Linked DNA regions of Mus musculus: region 2 is linked to region 1. Evidence: chromatin loops called from intact Hi-C (ENCODE). Cell type or tissue: heart. All regions are shown on one strand.

What was found. Hi-C counts contacts between places; a loop is a spot of excess contacts. Peaks named below come from ENCODE experiments on the same cell type or tissue, not always from the same donor. Only the 100,000 strongest peaks of a DNase experiment are listed, where the experiment ranks them.
Region 2: a loop joins it to region 1, with 1.8 times the contacts of the local background. A loop is called at or near these places in 6 of 42 quality-filtered maps.

Annotation. Positions count from the first base shown.
Region 1 is chr4:59,203,747-59,211,746 of GRCm38, reverse strand. Ugcg (UDP-glucose ceramide glucosyltransferase) reads right to left here. Exons shown (of 9, transcript NM_011673.3): 2 at 3,845-3,986. Among named protein-coding and RNA genes, the nearest start is that of Ugcg, 18 kb to the right of the region's middle. In heart, no CTCF peak of the experiment used is centred here; no DNase peak of the experiment used is centred here; H3K27ac peaks cover 1,410 bases.
Region 2 is chr4:59,259,129-59,267,128 of GRCm38, reverse strand. Gm12596 (predicted gene 12596) reads right to left here and starts at 7,078. Exons shown (of 4, transcript NR_105031.1): 1 at 7,048-7,078; 2 at 6,405-6,544; 3 at 3,897-4,361. In heart, a CTCF peak has its summit at 3,500 (motif pointing right); a DNase peak (open chromatin) is centred at 1,305; H3K27ac peaks cover 488 bases.

The sequences.
Region 1 (8,000 bases):
CAGGCGGATTTCTGAGTTCGAGGCCAGCCTGGTCTACAAAGTGAGTTCCAGGACAGCCAGGGATACACAGAGAAACCTTGTCTCGAAAAACCCACCAAAAAACAACAACAAAAAAAAAAACAAAAAAAGAAGAGCACACTGTCAGTATTTCTAGAGTGATCAAAAACTAGATGAAAGAAAAAAAAAAGTAACTGTGTACGTAAGGTTTAAGAGTTTAGGGAGGAATCCGAAGGGACCCAGCTGCTTTGCAAGTGCTGCTTGGGCAGAGAGAGACAGCTTCTCCGTCCGGGTCACGGACATCTCTGCCAGCAGCAGAGCCTGAGTGCCTGAGCTTGACATCTACCAACTCTCTGACGGGCCGTCCCACTGACAACCTGCATATCAAGTCTGTTCACAACCTGCACCACTTAACATGCACTCAAAGCTTACAGGACGTGCAGGAGTGTAAAAAGCTACACTGAAAAGGAGCAAAACCAAGCACACTCCTTCTCCAGAAACTCCGCCTGGGATCCAGCCTTGCTTCAGGAAGGAGCTACAAATGGTAAATATAATCCCATAAAGGACAAAATGTGATTACATTTCTTTTATTTTTAATTTTATTTTACTGTTTAAATTTTTTTTAAATAAAATAACATTTGAGTGAACATTTACTACCATGAAAAGCATGCTTCACTGAGCTCATGAAAACATCCGCAATTTCATTTTGCTCGATGCTATGTTTAGTTAGAAAGGCATCTCTGACAGCTTTGAAACGGCCCTGCCAAAACCGTCCGGTAACTTCGGAAGTGCTTAAGTCACAGGGACTGACTCAAGCCACGGAGCAGCCCATCCTGCTTTACTTACTTCTATTGATGAGTATATAAAAGCAAAACGCAGAAACAAAACACTCATAATGCCTTCAGCATGCATCTTACCTCACCAAAATACTGGCAGAAAAGAAATCTGTGGTTGAGCACAAGAGAACCAGGGCTGAAGTCAAGAAAGGTTTTGTCAATAAGGTGGGGATTTAATAATAATTAAGCAGATGGTGAAAACGGAGGGGGCGGGGGCACGTTCTCATGATCTCTACCACTTACTATTCCATTCAGTATCCACTTCAGTGATGACTGAGTGCTACTCAGGAAGGCTTCAGCCAGTCATACAGTCAGTCACCTGGCCTCAAAAGACCAGATAAAAGTCTGAGAGAGCAAGGGTGCCAATCCTACCACACCCCTGACACTTCCCAGAGGGCTGAGTCTACAAGCAGCCCTGATGTCTCACAACACTTAGTGGAGGAAGGCTGTGTCCTTAATAATGGCGATTAGAAAGGCTAAGTGACTTTTTAAAGGGCAAATTCACAGCTAGCTTTCTTCCTATCTACTAAGCTACGCAGCCAGGCACCCTAGAGAATTCCTTAATGCTTTTATAATATGCACTGCTTGACAGGTGTGAACAGGCAGGTGGAGGAGCAAAGTGCTTCTAATCCTAAGCACGATGACTGTAACACACAGATGGAAAAGGCTTACTGGGGCTTCCTACCCAAGCAAGACAGAACTTTAAAATGTAATAGTAAAATACACTCAATGAGAAGAAAAAGAGATAAACCGAGTCACAAAAAGAAAATCAAATTTTTACCATGTATCTCTCTGTGTAAAATGTGTCTGCGCATTTTATTGACGCCATAAAAGTCTGATTTTTCAGAGTCGGAGTTAAGGGCAGTTGTGAGCTGCCTGATGCCAGTAACAGGAATTAAATTTAGGTCTTCCGCAAGAATAGTCTGCTCTCTTAACTACTGAGTGCCCCTCTAGTTCCATACCAAAAATTTTTGAAGGGAGATACAGAGGCCATCTTTATTTCATCACAAGGCTTGAACACTTCCAATCGTGAATACACCTTTCAAACTTAATCCCAAAATTAAAAACAAAAATGACTTAATTGGCCACCCTGCAAAGAAAACTCAATTCTCATTATCCAGGAGCAGGCACTTAAGACAGGCTTAAAAAAAAAGAAAACAAGAATTCTAGCAAACTGAAGAAAGAACCACCCTTAAGTGTATTCTGAAGCACCATACGGTAATGAGGCGTCACCTGTGTGTTCATGGTCTGTGAAGGAACCATTTTACTTGCTAAGAATCTCCACAGTGAAGCAGTTAAATCCCTCCAATTATAACTGGCCAAACACTAGATGTGGGTAAAAGCTTTCCTAGCTAATAATACACAAAGTAACTTTTTGGGTGTTTTTTATATTCTAAAAGACTAGACATAGATACATATTAAAAACACAGTACATATTGAAAATATATCTTTACGATATTTTTACAAAGGCTGATTTTCTAAATTTTCAGGAGATGGACGAGCTGGTGAAGTACTGAAACTATCTAGATGACAGCTGGGGAGGGAGAAGGCAGCCCAGCGCCCATGGGGCTGCAATCAATCACTTTCTCCTTCTCTTTTCAAACTGTGAGATGTGCACAGGTGAAGAAATGCAAGATGGGGAACTACAAAAACCCTTTCCAAATTAAGAATACTTAATCCTTTGATATTTAAGAACTTAACACTTGAAATTGCAGTATATGGAATGCTACCCTTTGTATTTACGAGTAAATTTAGATGCATAAATAACAATGTATAAGTGTGCGAGAAAATCTCATTGACTCAGACCTGCAGACATTAGGGACGACACAAACCTCGTCTATAGTCAAGAGGACAAAACACCATTCAGAACAGAATTCCGAGGGTGGTTCTGGGAGCGGAAGACAGGGTCTTGCACATGCTAAGCACACACTCTTATTACCAAGCTATGCCCTAAGTCATGAAATGTGTTTTAATGTATGAAATAATAATACCGCATATCAAGCAAAAATACCCACCCACCACCACCACTACTACTGGCCTCAAATTCCCTATGTACCAGGAACCTGTCTGTCCATCCACACCTCTATGTGTAGCCTGGTGATGGATGGATCCCAGAGCTTCGTGCATGCCAGGCATGGGCCCTACTGGGGTACATTCCACTCTTCAAGTACAAATATTTTAAGTTACTATTTATAAAGAATTACTTACACACCAGGTTTTACAGAAAATGTTATTTGAATTACAACAGAATATACATTCTGTAAGGACGTAAGACCTCTGGTCCCTACGACAGTTGCTGGCCCAGGGCAAGTGACAAGTTCATTTGTTAATTCATTTGTGTAACTTCTGAGAAAAAGAACACGCAAAGGAGGATTTTAAAGAACACCTCTGAACTCAAAGCTCTACAGGGCAATTTTGAATATTTGTTTTTTCCTCTACTTAAGAACTAGATGATTTTGAGCTACATTTACCATCGTGTTAATGCTTTTAAGGTAGAATCCTGTCGGAACAAAAGCCCCGTAGCTGTAGAAACCTCTGACAGATTTCTCAGGCTCTCTAACTCAGAAACTGAACTAGACTATGGAAGTCTAGAGACCGTGTCTGGCATATGCTCTTACTCATTTCATAGTAAAGAGCAACACAATTTTCTCCTCCGCCAATTTACATACACAAGGATGTGATACAATATAAAAAGAGCCTCAGAACTAGGTCTCTGAGCTTTGTGATGGGATGATGCAGAGGAACCAAAATGTGAGGTTACGCTGCACGACAGCGGCACATGGGAGTCCAAGGGACAGGCTAGGCTGTTTTCACAATCAGCACACGTATTCTTTCATTCCCCAAAATTGGCCTTTCTTTGCATTTACTTACAGAATATAGGCTGGGAAAACTTCCAACTTTGATGTTTATAAAACAACAAGGCTCCTGCCTCATACAGTGTTAAAATTCCCCAAATAAATAAGTAAGCCCACGATGTAGCCCATCTCTCATAGGGATAGCACTATACTTACTTTGGGATAATCCAGTTCAAAGAATGTCTCCAAGTTGTTGATTAGGTTAGGATCCACCCCCTTCAGTGGCTTCAGAAGAGAGACACCAGGGAGCTTGCTATACGGCTGTTTGTCTGTTGCCTTCTTGTTGAGGTGTAACCGGCTAAAACACAAAAACAACACAAGAGTTATTTCTAGAGAATGTGCTGGTGCTAAACCAAAAGGAAGCACAGACTGATAAATCACTGAACAGAGTTGGGTTAGATATCTTAATAAAGGCTTAAACACAAGAACCAGGAGCAAGAGGCAGGCAGAACAAAGCCAGGCACACCCACAAGCATTGGGCTGGGCACCTCAAGGAAGAGGCTTTTGTTTTTTGGATTTTTGTTTTTGTTTGAAGAGGGGGGTTTCATATAGCCAAGGATAACCTTGAACTTCCTCTGACCACCTTTTAAGTATTAGGATTACAGGCATGCACATCCATGCCCAGTTTGTGGGACCAAACCCAGGGCTTCATACATGCTGGGCAAACCCTCTGCCAACTGTGCAATAATAACACCCCAGCACCAAGACGAGAATTTCCAAAGCTGACATCTTTCTGACAAGGAAACCTGACTGAAAACTAAGAAAAGACAAACCAAATGAGCTTCTGGTCTAGGAAACCCAGAAGGAAGGAAGGAAGGAAGGAAGGAAGGGAGGGAGGGAGGGAGGGAGGGAGGGAGGGAGGGAGGGAGGGAGGATAGATGGCAGGCAGGCAGGCAGGCAGGCTGGCTGTTCCAATGCTGGCCAGCACATGGATGCTCCCCGGATGTTTATCCTTCACTGCTGTGCTCCCAGGGCTTAGGAGCCACAGGGTCAGAGCAGGCACTCACAGGCAATGAAGGGCAGGTTTGGAGGGCCAGGGCGGGGGGGGGGGGGGGGGGGGGGGAATAGCTCTGCGGGTAAGATGCTATGCAAGCATGAGAACTTGAGTTCAGATCCCCTCATGTAAAAAGCTGGGTGTGGTGTGTGTAATCCCAATGGGATGTGAATACAGTAGCACCAGCAAACCAGTCTAGTCAAGCAGGGTGGGGGGACGAAAGCCTGTCTCAGTAAAATTGAAACCGATAGGATAAGAAACCCAAAGGTTTTTATATTGTATCTGGCCTCTGCAGATACCGGGACATTCTCTTTCTCACACACATAGTCACATACACCCACCTCCCCACCCCCACACACAAAACAAATGACAATATTGGCCTACACATGATTACCCTGCTTCTCAAACTGCCAAGAAGTAACCAAACAGCTATAAAAGTAGGTAAAACCTTTATATGCACTGTATGTGCCAGAAGAATATGGGAGTGTAATGAGCGCACTTTGAGAACAGGACAGATGAAATGTCTACTGGCAATAAGCTCGGGCTGGCAGAGTAGAAAGAAAACAAAACAAAACAAAACAAAAAACAAAACAAAACAAAAAAAACCCTCAGATTAAAAAAAAGGGGGGGGGTCTTAATGACACCAGAAGATATACCAGCACCACTGAGCAGATGGCTCAGGTTCACTACCCTGGTCCATGCCTAAGGTATCACAGCTCCTAAAGAGGGATACCCAGTCAGTTGGAGAAGAGAGAACATGCTGGAGTTTCTCCCTCCCTACTTCTACAAAAACAGAGCCAGTAGGTCCCATCTCATCAGCCAGGCTCCAGGCATCAGCAGTAATCAGATGCAGGGGCACTCCCGGATCTGCCTGGGAGGAGTCCTGGGATCCAGGTGTCTCCATGCTTTGACATCTCTGGAATCAGTGGCATCTTACAAGTGCTCCAGCCAGCCAGAAGTCCTGCCAAGAGTGGGGAAGCCCACTGAGATCTTCCTCTAGAAGAGCAAAAGCCCATTAGTGGCAGCACATCTGCACTTCAAAGAATGGTACTACAGATGCTGCAAGTGTGTCAAGCACACATTTGGAAGCACACCAGTAAGGGAAACACATGCAGACAGACAGTCAGCTTAGGCTGGCTCCCTGAGGCAGGAAGACAGAGTGCTCCTCAGCAAACACCTGCTTCACTTAGGGCCACAGAAACATCGTTGTTGTAAAAGAAACTATGTTACTGACAAGAGAAAAAACAGAAACCAACAAGGTTGAAGAGTTAACTTCTGATCTACAGCAGCAAACAAAAGCTAGATGACTGACCACTAGCCAAGTATAGACTGACTGGCCAGGTGCTTTACTGCTTTGCAATGAGAAGAAATAGAAGAAAAAAAGAGAAGAAATAGAAGAAAGTCTTTCAGAAAACTTAAAACGTAGCGCTTTGACATAACCACGACACCCAAGCGTGTGACCAGCAATTTATTTTTCATTGTAGTACGTCAGAGTGCCACGCCATGGCAGATTGTAACAATGTAAATTTTTACGTGTCACTGACAGTTTGGAGAATATAGATCTACAGGGTCCATCCACGGTGTTAAACACAACCAAAAGCAGACTCTAACACTAATGACCACAGACACACAAAAATGTTTCCCCCATTGCTAACAAAATAGCAGACTAGATGGATGCCTGCAGACAGTCATCTAGTAAAGGGCACCTGGACTGCGGGCATAAAACAAAGTTCACATGGCAGTTTAGCTGCCATGGTTCAAATCACGGAAAATAATGAGTGCCACATATATAGATCCCTGTTACTCCTGCAGTGACTTCAGGCTGGAGCCCAAGCTTGCCTTAGCCCTCCTATTACTATACTATAGCTTGTCAGTCTGGAAAAAGCCTGCTTTAAGAAAGAAATCTGGTTTGACACCCTTGTGTCTGGAATTCTTGAAAGACAAAGCAGAAAACTCTGAGCCCTGAGAGGAAGTTGGAGACACTACTTATCTTAGATTTAGTTACACCGAACATAAGACTATGAAGACAAAAGTTTTCCTAGAAAACATCTTTGCGGTCTTGGGCCTGGAGAAGGAATATGACACTGTCAAGACAACCAGGACTACATAAAACAAAGCACGGCTCCTGTGTCTGTAGTTCTCAACCTGTGGTGATGTGGAACAACCCTCTCACAGGGTCACCTCAGACCATCAGAAAACACAGATGTTTACACTATGACTCATGACAGCAAAACCACAGCTATGAAGTAGCAACAAAATGATGTTATTGGGGTGGGGTGTGTGTGTGTGTGTCACCAAACATGAGGATCTGTATTAAAGGGTCGCAGCATTAGGAAGGCTGAGAACCATTGCTCTACATGCCATTCACACGAGACAAAAGACTGCACACAGTAGTGGAAGATAAAATCCCAAAATGCATCAGAGAGAATAAAGTGCCCCCAAACCCACCCAGAAATCATGAAGAGAATATGACGAAGATAACAGGATGAGAAGGTCTAAGGCTAGCAACTTATTGACCCGTTTTCACTCATCAAAAGGATCTATTTCTATCTGGATACAGTGTACTTTGGCGACAGTCACTGCTCCCATTATTCATTCTCTCTCTCTCTCTCTCTCTCTCTCTCTCTCTCTCTGTCTCTCTCTCTCTTCCCCCCCTTTCTGTCCCTACCTGCTGCTAGAGCCCCCACCCCACCCCCTTTCTGTTTTCATGCCTTATTACTGTTAGGTCTCAGAAAGTCAGGATGTCCAGAAATGAGCTCAGGCTGGACTATAGAAGGATTTCTGGTGGTTAGATAAAAGCCAGCATTCCTCATCCCCAAAATGGGCTTCCCATCCCCAAAAGGTCATTTCCTTTGCCTCTGGAGAGGGGGTGTGCACCAGTGATTGCATTTCAAAGCCCATGCTGGCCTCCAGGTTTCCTCAGTCTCTGCTCACAAGTACTTGTTACACTTCTCAAAGGCTAGTCCTTCTCAGCTCAGGCTCCCCTCCCTCTCTCCAGATTCCCGTTTGGTCTCTATAATGGCACAGACCCTAACTGCCTCCAACCACTACTCTCTGTGCTCCCGGTTCTCTTGCTTCTGGCCATGTCCAGTCTGCTTTCTTTCTGTCTGCTCCCGATATTCTCTTATTCACAATAAAAACCTTCCCCCTAATAATGGGGTGATCATCTGGGCAGTGATCAATGCACCCCCACATACATTTATCATTATCATCATCATCATCTGATTCTGCATATGCAAGAAAAAAATGGTATTTGTCTGAGTCTGGTTAATTTCTTTTAACCCGATGATCTCCAGTTCCACCCACTTTCCTGCAAAT
Region 2 (8,000 bases), 55 kb before region 1:
CTGCAAAAGCAGTAAGTACTCTTAACCCCTGAGCTATCATTCCAGCCCTTCACCTGATTTTTTAGCTCATCTCCCACCCCCACAGAAAAAATCCAGTAAATACATCCATCATGGGGATGGTGGGCAGAGAGACAAAAACAAGATATAATCCTAGAAAGTCCAATGTTTTGTTTAGTATAGTGACTCACACTTAAAATCCCAGTACTTGGGAGGCTGAGGCAGAAGGACTGCTGTAAGCCCGAGGTGAAACTAAGCTACATAGTACATTGTAGGCCAGAATACTTGTGTTTAAGGTAAAGGAAAATCTTGCAAAGGGAAGCCCATGAAGTAGAAGACTGTCCCCAGCACTAAAGGAGGGCAGGCATGCTCAGTGCATGGTGAGTGCCTTTGGTTAAAGCTCAAAGAAACCAACCAAATCAGGGTGATGGGTAGGCATATATTTTTCTCAACCTACTTTAATAAGGGTTCGACCTTCCCTCTAGCACACCATCCACCAGAGGTAGTGGAAAAGAAAGGCTATTAGGATAAGGGGGAAGCAGTCCTGCTTAGAAATAGTTCTTTGGAGCAATTCCAATCTTCATTGTTCTCAGTCCAGTCCCCTAGCAAACACCAAACACGAATCAGCAGCTGCAGTCTGGTCCACTCAGCAGACACCTCACAATTCAGCAAGGGCGGTTCAATCCAGAAGCAACCCCAAGGTCTGCCAATCAGCCCGAGTCCTCTGAAGCAGCAAGAAGCTGGTGAATTTCTCTCTATGAAGTCACCACAAGTGAAGCTAAGCAACGCAGTGTAAGGTGAACCAATATATGCGTGTCATCTGTAAAGCGAACCAATGCTCAAGCTCCCACTGTCTGTGGGGTCATATTTATATTTCTTCTAAACATCACTCATCCTTTCCTGTGTCTGCTTCAGCAAAACATCCTTTCACCTGTGTCTGCTTCAGCAAAACATCCTTTCACCTGTGTCTGCTTCAGCAAAACATCCTTTCACCTGTGTCTGCTTCAGCAAAACATTCTTTCATGTGTCTGCTTCAGCAGGACATCCTTTCACCTGTGTCTGTTTCAGCAAAACATCATTTGATGTAACTGACTTTCCAAAAAACCCAGAAATTTCCACTTCAGTGAGGTTTTTGTATATTTGCATGCACAATAATGCCAACTAGTCAAAAAGCAAAGGAATGGTGCTTAGCCTCGGCCGAAGCAAGGGGCTGCCTTTGACATTCATGGAGTATCTTGCAAAGAGGATCTAAAAATCGCATGGTTAGTCAGAAGCCTCAAGAGATAGGAAGTTGTCATTTTCCGGCCTTCACATGGCAGAAGTGACCTGCGGCTTGAGAGTCTTGACTTCTACAGACAAAATGTGATGTCAGCTACTGTTAGAGAAAGCAAGCATTCTGACATTTCCTGAGACTGGGTTTGAATCCAGCAGTTCTGTTTTGAAATGGTTTGCTTGCTATTGTGAGTTATGTCTTTGCTCTCATTTTTAAAAAGATTCAACTACTATAGACACTAAAGGCGCAGTATGAAACTCTTGATTTCTCCCAAACCAGCCTTTTTTTAAATGGCTTTATTGTACCTTTCTGTTACAAGAGAGAGGGGGAAGGAGGTGGGGGGTGGGGAGAGAGAGAGAGAGTGTGTGTGTCAGTGTTGAGCATGCTTCACACATGATGTATCCAGGCAAACCACAGTGACCAGCCAACAGGAAACTAACAAATACGTGGTCTCCTCCCTGAGCCTTCCGAACCGTGAAACCCCCTAGTCAGATACTGAAAAGACGCAGAAGCCACAGCCTTTGAGACCACCCTTATCACCGTGACTGCCCTCTTCAACACAGCTTGTGTAGAGTCAAGCCACATCCTCTTTTCCCTCTATGCCTATCTAAAACAGGTTCTGCCATCATGGAGAGGTCAGGGGTGGGTGGGTCCTACTTTCTGAGGTAGGTGAATGCCTTCTGCATCATGTAACCCCAACCCACCAAGGAATGCTTCTGCCATCTTCTTCATTTAGGAGAGTTGCCTACCTTACTGTCTCCTGCTGTGTCCTTTCTCTGGCTTCCACTCCTTGTGAAAGACTAGGAGTCCTAGCCACTCATTCCGGATCAGGTCCTAACTATAATATTGGAAAGTGTAGCATCAAGAGCAATGAGAAAGGAGAGTAGAGAAGAATAGCTTTGAGAAAGGAACAAGGGCATGTCACTCTTCAAAAAACTTCACAGGGAAGGAGTTGCCATGGCAACCTTTTTTTCTCCCTTTTCTGGTGGGTGGAGCAACCTCTCCATCATGCCAACACCTTTAAGGACACAAACACTCTGTCTTAGACAGTGAGTACCGCGTCCCCACTGGTCACTCTGCCCGTTCACACCTTCGTTGTTAAAGTATCAGTGAGTTTCTCACCCAGACTTTACCTACTAGGCTTTGTTTGCAGAATTCAGGGGCTCCAGATCTCTTGTCCTGCCCTAACAGACCTGTAGGGCTTCCCTCGGACGCAAGTGGAGCACTCACATCTCACTCTATTCTGACCTACTCAGCTCCTCGAAACCAGATCATTGAGTTGATCTAGACGTCACTCTGCCATGAGTCAGTGAAACCCTGGGATATAGCCTTCTGCTAAGATGAAACACAAGATCACTGAATAACTCACCTTCCTATCTAACACTGATTGAGAGAGATATCACTGTGTATAGATTCTTGACTTAAGCTCTTTATAAAGATAGTTATTTTGCCCTAACAACATGGATGCAACTGTTTTTCATGATCCTCATTTTAACCTCTCTAAACTTGACGCATCTTACTATAAAAATAAGGCTTAGTGGTCAGCACGCTTTCCTGTCTCCGTGGTACATAAAGCAGTGCAGCAGTTCCCACTGATGTCACCTTAGATTAGGAGAGAGCTTGACTCAGAAACAGTCCACGTAGCACAGTGCGTTACACCTGTGAATCCCAATTTGGGAGCCAGTAACTCTGAGAGTTTCAAAAGTCTCCGTCTAAGAGTAAGCATTACTTCAGGTCTCTGCTGTCCTTTACATAAAGATTATTAATCACAGCATTGGATACACAGCTTTGAGAGGACAAATATGGATCCTTGGAGCAGTGGTGCCTTGTTCAGAAGTCCTAGTCCTCTCATCTTACCTGCTCAGTATGGGATGAAGGACTCTTCCCCTCGGCAGGCCTGTAGGACATCTGGCCTAGGAAGAAGTTCTTTGGGGATAAATGGAGGATGTTAGCAGTGGGTGGGACCTGCCTTTTGTCCCTGAAATATGACTGTGCTCCTGGCTAGCTCTCTGACCTTGGACAAGTGGTTTTATCTCTCTGTATCTCTATCCTTATCTGTAAACTGGTAAATGCTGTTGATAATCATGCTTCCTTCGATGGATTTATGCAAGGTTAAGTTATTAATATAAATAGGACATATAAAGCTAAATAGAAAAATAAGCACCAGAAATATTAGTAATTTACAGCTGCTATCAGTGCTCTTAGCAACAGTTAGTCTGTCACTAGAGGGTGCTATTAGCCTTAGGGGCAACTGGTACCATTAGTGGTTGGCGTTCCATACTAGGACTGAGATCAGCAGTTAAATGGATTCTGCTCTCTCCCTCATTTAAACAAGGAGGGGTTTAAATTGCTGGAGAGTCAGTTGCTCAGGTTCCAGGAAAGGGGAAAGATGAAGTCAAGCCACAGAAAGTTCCAGCAAACCAGAGTTGTCATGTCAGATCTAGATGGTCTGGAGCTGGCCCCAGGTGGTTTGACCTTAGCTTCTGAGACAGTACAAACACTAACTACTGAGTGCAATTTGGTGCCATCAAGTTAGCAAGAAGGACCCTGGGTTCAATACAGTGTAAGAGAGCATTTGAATTTTGGGGAAGAGTGAGGGGAGCTGGGAAAGACAAGATGAACTCACGGATCAAGGCCAGGGTTAGATGTGAAGCCGAGTCTGAACACGACGGCAGAGGTGAGACAGAGGTGAGCGGGTGCAGGTGGAACATTTGGAAGAATGTTTGGAAGAAGAACAGCCAAGGCTCCGATCAGGAAGAGAGCTGCCGAGGCCACTAGCTCTTCTCTCCATGTGTGAATTCACGGTGAATGGCTGACCTCTGGCCCATATCCATCGTCTCTCTGGGGAAGCTATCCTGTAGCCTGAGAGAGTCTGAAGCAAGCTGCTTCTTCTGCTATGGTGTTGCTCCATTCCATTTCCTTTCTGCAAGCTGCCACCTTCAAAGACACGGGGAGAGCACTTTTTCCTACAAGAAAAAGAGTTTCCAAACTCCAAACACTGACTGCTTCCAGGTCAGAATGGCAAGGTGAAGGGGTTGGGAGTGTAGCTCAGTGGTAGAGCGCTTGCCTAGCCTGGGTTTGGTCCTCAGCTCTGAAACAAAACAAAACAAAACAGAATGGCAAGGTGATTTGTGGAGAAAGCAGTAGGGATTTGGTTCTCCTTCTGTGGTTGCTCACTTTCCTCTCCTAGGCTGAGCATCAGGGGCAGTCAGAAGAACCTCAGGCTTCCTGGCCCTAAGCTTTCCGTTTCTTTCTTTTTCTTTTTCTTTCTTTCCTTCTTTTTTTTTTTTTTTTTTTTTTTTTTTTTTTTTTTTGCTGTTGTTGTTGTCGTTACGGGAGCAAAGGTGAAAGATGAATCAGAAAAGTTTCCCCAGGACTTTGAAACTTAAATGCATAATAAGGAAGCTGACTTCCTCGGGATAGAGGTCTGAACAGGCTTGGGGATTGGACCCAGCCCTCTCAGAGGGGAAACTGCTTCAGGGAGTACAGCTCTTTCTCCGTCCTTAGCTGACCCACTCCCTTCTCCCTTCCTCACTCCACCCCTGGCTTTCTATTGTAGTGGTGAGGACTGAACACACGGCCTCCTACATGCTATGCAGATGTGCTATCCCTCAACTACACCCTCCATATAATGAGCGACCTGTATTTTCATGTTTGGCATCCCTGGACCTCTGGGGGAACTCCCAGGAAACAAATATCTAGGCAGCAGTATTTGCCATCCTGAATTCAAGACTCAAACCCTGCACTGAGTTGCCTCTTGGATGGCGCGCAAGGGAGTGCACAACAGGAGCCTGTCAAAATGACAAAGACATCAGAATCATCACTAATGCAGCATGCGCCCCTCATCGGTGGCCAAGGGCCCTCCGGTGCACGCTGATCTTGTAGCCAAAGAGTTGAGCCATTTCTTCCATCTGAGTGCACCGCAAGAAAATTCACATCAATTATTATGGTGGTCTCAAAAAACTTCTGTGTTCAGGAGTAGGCTCTTTGAGGTCTAACCTGAAAGATTCTAGAAGGTTCCCACGGTCACTATTGTCTCCCTTATCTGTGCCTGGCATTAAAAAAAAAAAAAAAAAAAAAAAAAAAAAAAAAAAAAAACGCTGGGCGTGGTGGCGCACGCCTTTAATCCCAGCACTCGGGAGGCAGAGGCAGGCGGATTTCTGAGTTCGAGGCCAGCCTGGTCTACAAAGTGAGCTCCAGGACAGCCAGGGCTATACAGAGAAACCCTGTCTCGCAAAAACCAAAAAAAAAAAAAAACCCAACAAACAAACAAACAAAAAACCATTATTCTTATATCTAAAGTAGATGCTTACTAAAAGCAGGAGGAAACCTTTAAGATCTGCTAGGTACTGTGGTGTGTGAGCCCACAGGGAACTGGGCAGGAGCAGCCTCAACACAGGTGCCTTGCTCTCAGGCTTCTTCCTGTGTGATAATTTGTTACTGCGGTTTCGCGTGTGTCATCATCTCTTTGGCACCATTGCTGATCAAGCATTGCACACATAATTTTCTGTGGTTCTCGTTGGAAGCTTCTGGTCATTGTTGATTCACAGTGGCCAACGATGCTGTACACACAGGAAGTCCCAAGTGGTCCTCAGCCTCTCACCTCCATTGGGGTGAGGAGCTCTGTTTCCTCTTTGTGTTAACCTGGGGAGGGAGCCCCCTTTATGAGGAACTAGAATTGTGAGTTAGCCTGCTGGAAAGTTCCTTCCACTCCCCCTTCCTGCACTCAGATGGACTCAAACCCTATGTGTAAGCGTTTGGCAGGGGAAATATCCTCCGTAGGCCCAGGTGTTCCGGAACCTTTAAGAAGTGGGACCTTGCTAGAGGAAGTGAGTCGCTGGGGTGGGCTTTGAGGGTTTTGCTCGATTTGCTTTTTGTTTGTTTGTTTGTTTGCAGTTGAGGATGTGCGCCCTCCCGCCTCCCCAGCTTCCTGCCCCAGCTGCCTGCTGCCACACCTCTCCGTAGTATGGAACTATCCTCCCAGAACTGGAACACCAAACAAGCTCATCTTTCTTAGGTTGCTGAGTTTTACCACAGCATCAAAAGGAAACTGATGTGGACAGTGGCTTTCCTGGCACCCCCCCCCCCCCATTTCTCTCCCTCCCTCCATGTTCAGTCCATTAGCAAGGCTTGCCTGGTCCATCTTCGTGGTGCACACGTCGGGCTTTTATCAACCCAAGTGTACGTGAGGACATCTGGAGGCAGTCTCACCGAGAGCTTTCTCTTTGGAAGGCTGAAGAACAAATGGACAAAAAAACAAAGTCTTCGGTTCGACTAAGAAGAAAAAGAATTTAAGCCTCAGGGTTTGAAAAGATAAACAAACAAACAAACAAAAAACCTACTACAACAACCCAAAACACCTAAGTTTAAATTTTCATCGTGTTAAACAAACAAACAAACAAACCAACAACAGACAGCCACATTAGCTCTACCCAGAAATCAGTTTCCCTTCCCTAGAGAGGCTTTGCTCAAAAGTTCCAAAAGAAACTCGTGCAGAAGCCGGGCAGTGGAGGCACACGCCTTTAATCCCAGCATTTGGGAGGCAGAGGCAGGTGGATTTCTGAGTTTGAGGCCAGCCTGGTCTACAGATTAAATTCCAGGACAGCCAGGGCTATACAGAGAAACCCTGTCTCAACCCCCCTGCCTCCCCCAGAAAGAAAGAAAGAAAGAAAGAAAGAAAGAAAGAAAGAAAGAAAGAAAGAAAGAAAGGAAGGAAGGAAGGAAGGAAGGAAGGAAGGAAGGAAGAAAAGAAAAAAAGAGGAAACATATGCAGGTACCTTCTCCCTCCCTGTGTCTTTATCAGAATCTAGGGAAATGGGGTTTCACTTCCTGGCTTCTAACTACAGCTCTGCCACCTATTGGCTGGGGACTTGGGCAGATCGCCTGATCATTTCACATCTGACTAGAATTGAGTTTTGTTGGAAGACAGTCACATGGACAGAAGAGAAGTAGCCATTCACTTTGCAGCACTTGGAACCTGAGACCCACAGCCCCCAGTGGGGCTTGTAACTCATCTTCATGGGACAAATAGGCTGGGTGCTGGCAGAGTTGTGGCTGCCCCCGAGGGAAGGACAGCTACTTTGTCTCTTTGGAGATCTGAGGCCTGGCATGCCACGTCTTGCAGAGAAAAGAGACAGGAGAAACTCAATGGGGAGATAGTGGAGGAAGATCCCTCAATGAGGTTGGTATCTGTCGGTTTTATACTACCCCTAGTCTGCAGCCTTTGTGGCTGCATTTTGAAAGTCTCAGATGAGGACACAGCTCCTGGCTTGCTCTAGAGTCAGTTCCCAGTCAGAGGCAGGCCTGTCACCTGGGGAGCTAGCAGGCCTTGCACTGACAATGCTGCTGTCACCTTTGTCTTCCCCTACCCTTCAGCAACCCATGACAAGCAACACTGTGTCCTGGGAAACCTTCCTATACAGAGGCTGACTGAAGGAAGTCTTCCCGACGTCCTCTCCCAAAAGGCCAGCACATGGCCTCTCTTCCATTTCATAGCTACTCACTAAAGAGTGAAACCAACACACTTAGCACTAGAGTGGACTTTAGGGTCAAAGCCCAGATTCCAGAAGCCCCTCCAAGCTGGACTCAGTCACCTGTTCCCAAGATGCCAACTAAAGACTCCCGTGACAGTGAAAAGCAGAGAGGCTTTGTTCAATGTGGCCCAATCAGGAAGTGGACCAAAGTGGTCCAGCGACCCCAAGACTCAGGGTACTGTCAGATTTCAAGTTTA